2 separate regions of the Homo sapiens genome follow, and region 2 is linked to region 1. Evidence: chromatin contacts called from ENCODE Hi-C data. All regions are on one chromosome and are shown on one strand. The core of a region is the stretch at or near the end of the contact, and the rest is flanking DNA. Distances in the headings are between cores, read along the strand shown.

Evidence for each region. Hi-C counts contacts between places; a loop is a spot of excess contacts on that map. Pooled maps may share reads with other maps.
Region 2: a loop to region 1 is called in a map with no recorded cell type, with 6 times the contacts of the local background. The contact joins two enhancer-like sites. A Hi-C loop is called at or near these places in 2 of 37 single-sample maps with no recorded cell type and 5 of 50 pooled maps.

The regions. Positions count from the first base shown.
Region 1 is chr22:42,442,704-42,446,705 of GRCh38, reverse strand. LOC101927344 (a long non-coding RNA gene) reads right to left here. Exons shown (of 6, transcript NR_188414.1): 3 at 890-1,004; 4 at 467-543. Among named protein-coding and RNA genes, the nearest start is that of NFAM1, 12 kb to the right of the region's middle. RefSeq lists enhancers at 1,573-2,339, 2,347-2,526. Within about 2 kb of position 2,150, at least 35 of the 41 ENCODE cell types and tissues checked have a DNase peak (open chromatin) inside an H3K27ac peak, as active enhancers do.
Region 2 is chr22:41,860,440-41,864,441 of GRCh38, reverse strand. All of the region lies in intron 1 of SREBF2 (sterol regulatory element binding transcription factor 2), which reads right to left. Among named protein-coding and RNA genes, the nearest start is that of SREBF2-AS1, 28 kb to the right of the region's middle. RefSeq lists an enhancer at 1,291-1,791. Within about 2 kb of position 2,186, at least 11 of the 41 ENCODE cell types and tissues checked have a DNase peak (open chromatin) inside an H3K27ac peak, as active enhancers do.

The sequences.
Region 1 (4,002 bases), core at 901-3,400:
GGATTACAGGCGTGAGCCACCGCGCCTAGCCGTCTCCTCTCCTTCTTATAAGGACACCAGCTGTTGGACATAGGGCCCAGCCTAAATCCAAGATTATTTTATCGTGAGTTGAAAGGACCTGATTACATCTGAAAAGACCCTGTTTCCAAATTCAGCTCACAGTCACAGGAATGGAAGAGTCGGGGGGAGGGAGAGGTTAATACATGAACATATCTCTTGGGGAGCACAATTCAACCCCTACATTCAGTAAGACTCTCTTAGAGAGGGCAGGGCAAGCTGGCCCTGCACTCCTTGGCCATCCCCTGCTGTCACCCCCAGACCTCAGGCACGGCGGCCCCTCGCTCTCCCCCGTCTCCTCTGTCCGGGCCTCTGAAGTCACCAGTTCTCCATGCCCAGCCGTGGCCTGTGGGAGGGAGCTGGGGGGGTGAGCTGGAGCTGCCACTTAGCGGCAGAGTCACAAACTCACCGTTCCTAATGAAGCCCGTCGCTTCTCCCTCCTCTTCCTCCCAGCAATGTCCGCAGTGGTGCCTGCGATGAAAGAAGCTGACCCAAGACATAGGAGGGAGGTGATTATGGGTTTAGAAAAGTCTTGACAAAAACATATCCTTTTATGACTGGGGTGGCTCTGTCAGGCTCTGCTGGCCCAGCATCCTCCCCACAGCCCACCCCAGCCAGAGGAACAGTCTCCTGATTTTCCTGTGGGGACTCCTGTCCTCTCAAGGTCACTTAGTTGAGCAGGGTTGTCCCTACCCCCAGTTCCCTGTCCCTCTGTCTTCTTTCCACTGCAGGCCAGCCAGCAGAACCCTGCTTTTCTGAAGACCCTGACCAGGAGCTGCAGCCCCTCCTGGCCCTGTAGCCGCAACTGGCCCCATCTCTTGATTCCGCTTACCTGTCCGGCCCAGGCTGGAGCTACCCCACAGCTGCCAGGGCTGGGTCCTCCAGGCCACCTGCCCATGAACCAGCCAGGTGAGCACAAAGCACGTCTCCCCCACCCCGTCTTGGGTCTGTAGGGACAATAAAATGCCTGCCAGTGAAAAGGGCACAGTGAGGCTGGGTGCTGTGGCTTGTGCCTGTAATCCCAGCACTTTGGGAGGCCGAGGCAGGCAGATCATTTGAGGTCAGGAGTTCGAGACCAGCCTGGCCAACATAGTGAAACACTGTCTCTACTAAAAATAACAAAAATTAGCCAGGCGTGGTGTCTTGCACCTGCAGTCCCAGCTCCTCAGGAGGCTGAGGCAGGAGAGTTGCTTGAACCCAGGAGGCAGAGGTTGCAGTGAGCCAAGATCATGACATTGCACTCCAGCCTGGGCAACAGAGCGAGACTCCGTCTCAAAAAAAAAAAAAAAAAGAAAAGAAAAGAAAAAAAAGGGCGCAGTGCTGAGCCACGGATTATTTAAGATATCCTATTTCAGGAAAAACGAACAAGTCCAGATTCTCTTGGCTGTGGCTCCGTGGTTTATATGTTTGCAGAATCAGAAGAGTGAGTGACAAAGGTTACAGGTAAGCCTGCAGGAGTAGACACCTTTGGGGGAGAGATTGGAGAAAATGATTAGCTTTTTCTGTATAGATTTTTGGATTATTTCACCTTGTGAACTCTGATATTTGCTCTGACGCCAGCCACCCTCACTGGGTCCTTGGTTCTGCCCTGTTCTGTTCTGCATCCTTCTTTGCCTGTGGGGTTTCCGGGTTTCTATCCTGAGCTCCAAGCCAGGGTCCAACCCAGCAACCTGCGGCCCTGAGGCCCGTAGGTCCCCATGTGGGCACTCTTGACCTCCTAGGCTTTGCTGACCTACAGGCCTCCTCGCCAGTGACTCATGAACTTGGCTGAGGCACAGCTTTTCAGATCCTGGGGGGCCCCCCTCTCTCCTCTCCCACGGGGTTCTTATCAAGCTCAAGGGAGGAAATGGTTGACAAACGGTTTTGCTAAACTAGGATCGGTTACCCAATGGAGAAGCTTATTACTGAAGACGCTGATGAAGAACATTCGAGCAGCGCCCCATCAATCTCCTCTGCTGTCAGGAAGGCTGGGGGAGGGGCGGTGGGACCCAGGCCATCAGGAGCGGGATGCCACCGAGTTCTCAAAGACCTTGTCCGCCCTGGCCCTTCCTGTCCGGCCTCCAGGGGGCACCAGATCTCCACCCAGTGCGTGACCACCCCCTCCCCACCAATCCCTCAGCGAGATTCTAGCAGAGGGGAGAGAGCCAGGGGCCGTGGGGACCCAGGGGTGAGAAAGGGGCTGGCAGAGAGCAGGGAGTCCACCCAGGGTCAGGTTCAGGCCTGCATTGATGTGTGGCCAGGGTGCGACACAGAATTCTGCAAGATTCAGAACATCTCTCAATCACTACATTTTCAGAAAATGGATGAAAAGCTGATCAAAAAGACGTTTGATGCCAGGCTGAAGAGAAGCTGGATCTTGCACCATCGGGCTGGAGGCAAAGTGCGGGCTGGAGTTCCCCACAGCTGGAGCAGGAGTCCTCTGTAATCCATCAAGTCTGAAGCAGGAAATGCAAGAAGGCTCATGGCGCCTCCTCCCACGAGCCGCCCGGCTGCCGAGAGCCCGGGGTGTGGAGCGGCGGGTTCAGGCCAGGGCAGCGGGACTCTGGGAGCTGGGCTTGCTGGTCCAAGAAACTTGGAGCACAGTCAGGTTTGCAGTTCAGCTCAGAATCCTGATTCAGAAACACCACCCCTTCTCCATGCCTGGGGAGATAGGTGAACTCCCAAACGACTCCCGGGGCCACCCCAGCAAAACCCTAAATGACAGAATTGCCCAGACAGAAGCTGGCTGATCTGTTAGCGAGACTAACCCCATACTTGCCCATGCTCTCTTCTAGTTCACAGGGCACTTCCGTGGCAGGGGAACATGAACTATTCTTGCTAATGAGGCTGGTGAAGCTCACAGGACCTGCACTTGCCAAGGCCCCACAGTTAGGAAACGGCAGAGCTGGGCCTTTAACCCAGATCCCCTGCCTCCAAGTCCTGGAATGGTTGTTTCAGAGGCTGAGCCTTCTGAGTGAGATGAGAAAACTAACAGGAGTCTGGCTGCTGAATCCTCTTTGGGGCACTTTCTCTAGAACAGCCAAAAAGTGGTCCCCAGACTCCACTTGCTTGTATGTACCTGGTAAGTCAGTGCCATTCAGTAAAAAGAAAGTCTTTCTTTTTTTTTTTTCTGCTGAATTGCAATATGTAATTGCAATGTGTTCCTATGTCATATGTTTCTGTAAAGTTTGCAAAGGTGAGACATCAGTTAGTCACACCAAGCCAGCTTGGTGGCACAGCACATGCTTGTAGTCCCAGCTACTCAGGAGGCTGAGGTGGGAGGATGGCTTGAGCCCTGGAGTTCAAGGCTGTGATGAGCAAAGATTGCACCACTGTACTCCAGACCTGTCTCTAAAAAAAGAATCAAACCTGGGCAACGTAGTGATAGACTCTGTCTCTAAATATACACATATGTCTATGAATAAGGCTTTTAAAAATAATAAAAATAACTCAGCTAAGTCTCTTTCCACTCTGATTCCCCGCCTTCCCTGCTCCCATCCAGTTGGATGGTGTTGGACTGGCTGTGGGTATTTTGGGAGAAGTTGATATGGAAATAGTTCAGAATTCAGGGGTATTTCTTGTGGTTCATGGTTCTATCCATGTGTAGCTCAGTCGTTGCTGGCTGTCCGAGGGTACAGATGGCTTCCAGGAACAGGCTCACCAATGAATGAAGGAGAATGAATACAATGATCATGATGAAAAAAGATTTAAATTTCTTGCTGATTTGGCATAAAATGTTGAAACCAACAAAGACAACATAAAACTCAGAACAGGTCCCTGTGATGAGAGCATCAAAGCCTCGCGTGGTCACCAGTGTGGCCCATCCAAGGAGCATGTAAGGTCAGGTCCCACATGAGAAAACTTGACACAGCCATGCCCTGAACTCTTCCTGCTACCATATCAAAGAAATTTGATTGAAGTTTGTTTTCTCTATAGAATATGGCATTGCAAAATCCTTGTTGTACA
Region 2 (4,002 bases), core at 937-3,436, 580 kb after region 1:
GGCTGAGTCAGGAGAATGGAGTGAACCCGGGAGGCAGAGCTTGCAGTGAGCAGAGATCGTGCCACTGCACTCCAGCCTGGGCAACAGAGCGAGACTCAGTCTCAAAAAAAAAAAAAAATATATATATATATACATATATATATATATTTTGATATTTTGTGTGTGTGTGTGTGTGTGTGTATATATATATATATATATATATATATATATATATATATGCTTGCAGAAGGATAGGAAAAATAAATCATAATTAAATGTAAATAGGCCAGGGGTGGTGGCTTATGCTTGTAATCCCAGCACTTTGGGAGGCCAAGGCAGGTGGATCACCTGAAGTCAGGAGTTCGAGACCAGCCTGACAAACATGGTGAAAACCCCTGTCTACTACAAAAATTAGCCAGGCATGGTGGTGGGTGCCTGTAATCCCAGCTACTCGGGAGGCTGAGGCAGGAGAATCGCTTGAACCCAGGAGGCAGAGGTTGCAGTAAGCCGAGATGACTGCGTCACTGTACTCCAGCCTAGGGAACAGAGCAAGACTCCGTCCCAAAAAATAAATAAATAAATAGATAGATAAATAAATAAATGTAAATAAATAAAGCTGCTGGGGCTTTCTAGTGTAGTCTCCATATGGGATAACTGGAGCTTTGCATTTCAATCTGGGCACCTTAAGTATTCAGTCAGTTAAACCTGCTGGGAAAAACAGCATCTCACCAGACTACATTCCTACATAGTGGTATTATTTACCAACATCTTGACACTAAGCTCTGTCCTCACTCAGCCTTGTGCGAGGGAGAAATGGGCAGATTGCTACAGATATTGCAGCTTGTACTAACCAATTCCAATTCCGTGACATGATTAAACTGAGAAATGTCCTCAAATTCAGTACATTTAAACAAAACATAATTTAGTGCTGACACACTCCAAGTACAAGATTATAAAATGCTTTAAGAAAATGACTAAGAGAAATCTAAGAATTTGTTGAACCTTTTAGAATTCCCCCAAAATCCCAACTCTGTAAGAAATCAATACAGAGGGCTGTAACACAGAGCCAGAAGAATATCACACACTGGCCGACAGTTTCCATCCATGGAAAGCTAAGGAGGGCAGAAGGCCAGGGTGGCCTCATAGATGCGCACAGGCTTTGGTGGTAGTCAGGCCTAGGTGTGAGTCTCTGGAGGCCCACCTAATCAGTGGTGTGAGCGTGGGCAAGATACTTCTCTTTAAGCCTTGGTTTCCTCACTACAAAAGGCTGCTTTGAAAATACACACTTGGCCTCTTTGCCCTGAGGATTAATAAGATAATTTATCCGAAGTGCTTGGTGAAGGGTAGACCCTTATGCAGGTCAATGTTGGCGGTACTTCCAGAGCACCCACTACACAGGCATGTGGGTGCACTGATCTCATTTTGTCAAGTACTCTTGAAACCCTTTTGTGGGAAAGATATGGGCTGGTGTGGTGAAGTAACCTACACAGGTCAGAAAGCTTAGTTCACGAAGCGTAAGAGTGTGTAGGCAGATGGAATGAGACTACTTAAATTAAAATAAAAAAGTCCCTTTCAACCCACACACAAAAAGCTCCAGTGGAGCCATCTCCAGTCAGCCGGGCAGCCGGGTACTGGGCTGAGTGGCACAGAGGGGCTGTTAAGATGAACATCTGCAGAAAGGAGTGATGGGAAGCTCCAGAAGGGCACGCAGAGCCTCTCCAGGACCCCATCTGGTCTGCGGTGCCAGGAAAGAGGAGGCCTGGAGAACCAGGGTGTAGTTGTGCTTTGTAACTGTGAGCTACACCCATGGGAATGTCCTAATGGCTCCTCACTGTTCCCTGCTCTGATCATTCACATTCTGTGATTACACAGGCTGTCATTTCCACAGAGAGCCATGAAACTCAGAAAAGGGAGGCCCGGGAGAAGGCGAGTTTTATGGAGCTTTGAAAATGAAGCTCCAGTTCCTACGGCAGGCCACAAAGCTCAGGGCCAGAGACAGGCCTCCCACGAGCTAGGCTGGCACGCTCAAGCTCATCTCACTCCCCTGCTCCTGTTTTTAGCTGCTTTGTAAACTTATAGCTAAGTTGCTTAACAAAGTAGGTGAGGCCCCAGGAAACTGTATCTGGGTTCTGGTCTCTAAAAGCAAATAACCAAAATTAGAGGTTCCTGTTATCATCCGTGCATTGCAAGCAGCCCCATGACTCACAAAGAGACCCTGAGTTCACATGAACTTTATGGAGCTTGTGGCTTGGAGGTAACATAAATATCACTTTGCTCAGCTCAGCCTTCAGCATCTACCTGAGAATGAGGTAACCTGAAATCTGGTTAAATTAATTCTGGTCAAGAATAAAGAATGTGAAGCCTCCAAATAGGGTTACAGTTTCTCCAAATTACAGATTCAGTCAATAATCCTTTAACAGGTATTTGTTACCCAGCCCTATTAGGGGCTGGGAAACCTAGTTTACAAAGGTCATTTATTCTTATATTTTGTATTTATTATGCACCTTGTGTTAGACAATGTTTTTAATAATTTTTTTTTTTTTTGAGACAAAGTCTCGCTCTGTTGCCCAGGCGTGCAGTGGTGCAATCTCGGCTCACTGCAACCTCCACCTCCTGGGTTCAAGTGATTCTTCTGCCTCAGCCTCCCAAGTAGCTGGGGCTACAGGCACACACCACCACGCCCTGCTAATTTTTGTATTTTTAGTAGAGACAGGGTTTCACCATGTTGGCCAGGCTGGTCTCGAACTCCTGACCTCAGATGATCCGCCTACCTCGGCCTCTCAAAGTGCTAGGATTACAGGTGTGAGCCACTGCGCCTGGCCCTGTTTTTAATAATTTGTTAAAATCATAAAAGTAATATATTCACTAAAGAAAAATTTAGAAAGCATATAAATGAAAAGAACAAAAATAAAAATCATCCAGCAGTTCCACTATTCTTGAGTCATCCATTGTCAATTTTTTTTTTTTTAAATGGAGTCTTACTCAGTTGCCCAGGCTAGAGTGCAGTGGCATGATCTTGGCTCACCACAACCTCCACATCCCAGGTTCAAGCAATTCTCCTGCCTCAGCCTCCCGGTGTAATCCCACTGAGTAGGTGGGATTACAGGTGCGTGCCACCATGCCCAGCTAATTTTTGTATTTTTAGTAGAGAGGGGGTTTCACCACAATGGACAGGCTCGTCTCGAACTGCTGACCTTGTGATCCACCTGCCTCGGCCTCCCAAAGTGCTGGGATTACAGGCGTGAGCCACAGCGCCCGGCCCATTGTCAATGTTTTAATGTGTGCCCTTCCAGATTTCTTCCTCTACAAGGCTTGCTTGCACACTTAAGCATGCACATGCATGCAAATTGTTTTACAAAAATGAGATCACACTGAACATGCTACTTTGCACCCTGTTCCCTTTGGTTAATAAATATGAAGAACATTCAGTGTCAACCATTACAGACGTAACATCATCCTTTTCAGAGTCCCACGGTATCATTCTGTGTGCCATTGTACTGTACCAGTGTATTAAAATTTGTTTAACTTAATGATGAAAAATTGCTTTAAATTTTTCAGCCTTATCTTTTTTTTTTATTTTTTTGAGACAGGGTCTTGCTCTCTTGCCCAGGCTGGAAGGCAGTGGTGGGGCTCAATGCAGCCTCTACCTCCTGTGCTTAAGCAATCCTCCCACCTCAGACTCCTGAGTAGCTGGGACTACAAGCATGCATCACCAAACCTGGCTAACTTTAAAGAAATCTTTTTTTTGTGGAGACAGAGTCTCCCTATGTTGTCTAAGCTGGTCTCAAACTCCTGGGCTCAAGCGATCCTCTTGACTTGGCCTCCCAAAGTGCTGGGATTACAGGCGTGTGCCACCACACCCAGCAAGTTATTCGGCATTATTAACAACTCTTTTGTTCCCCCACTTCTCTATTTTCTTAGGATAAATTCCTAGAAGTTAGATGGCTGGGTCAAAGGACCACTATACATGCTTTGGAAAGGTTTCAAAAATCTATGCTCCTGCTAGTGTTTCCTCACAGCCAT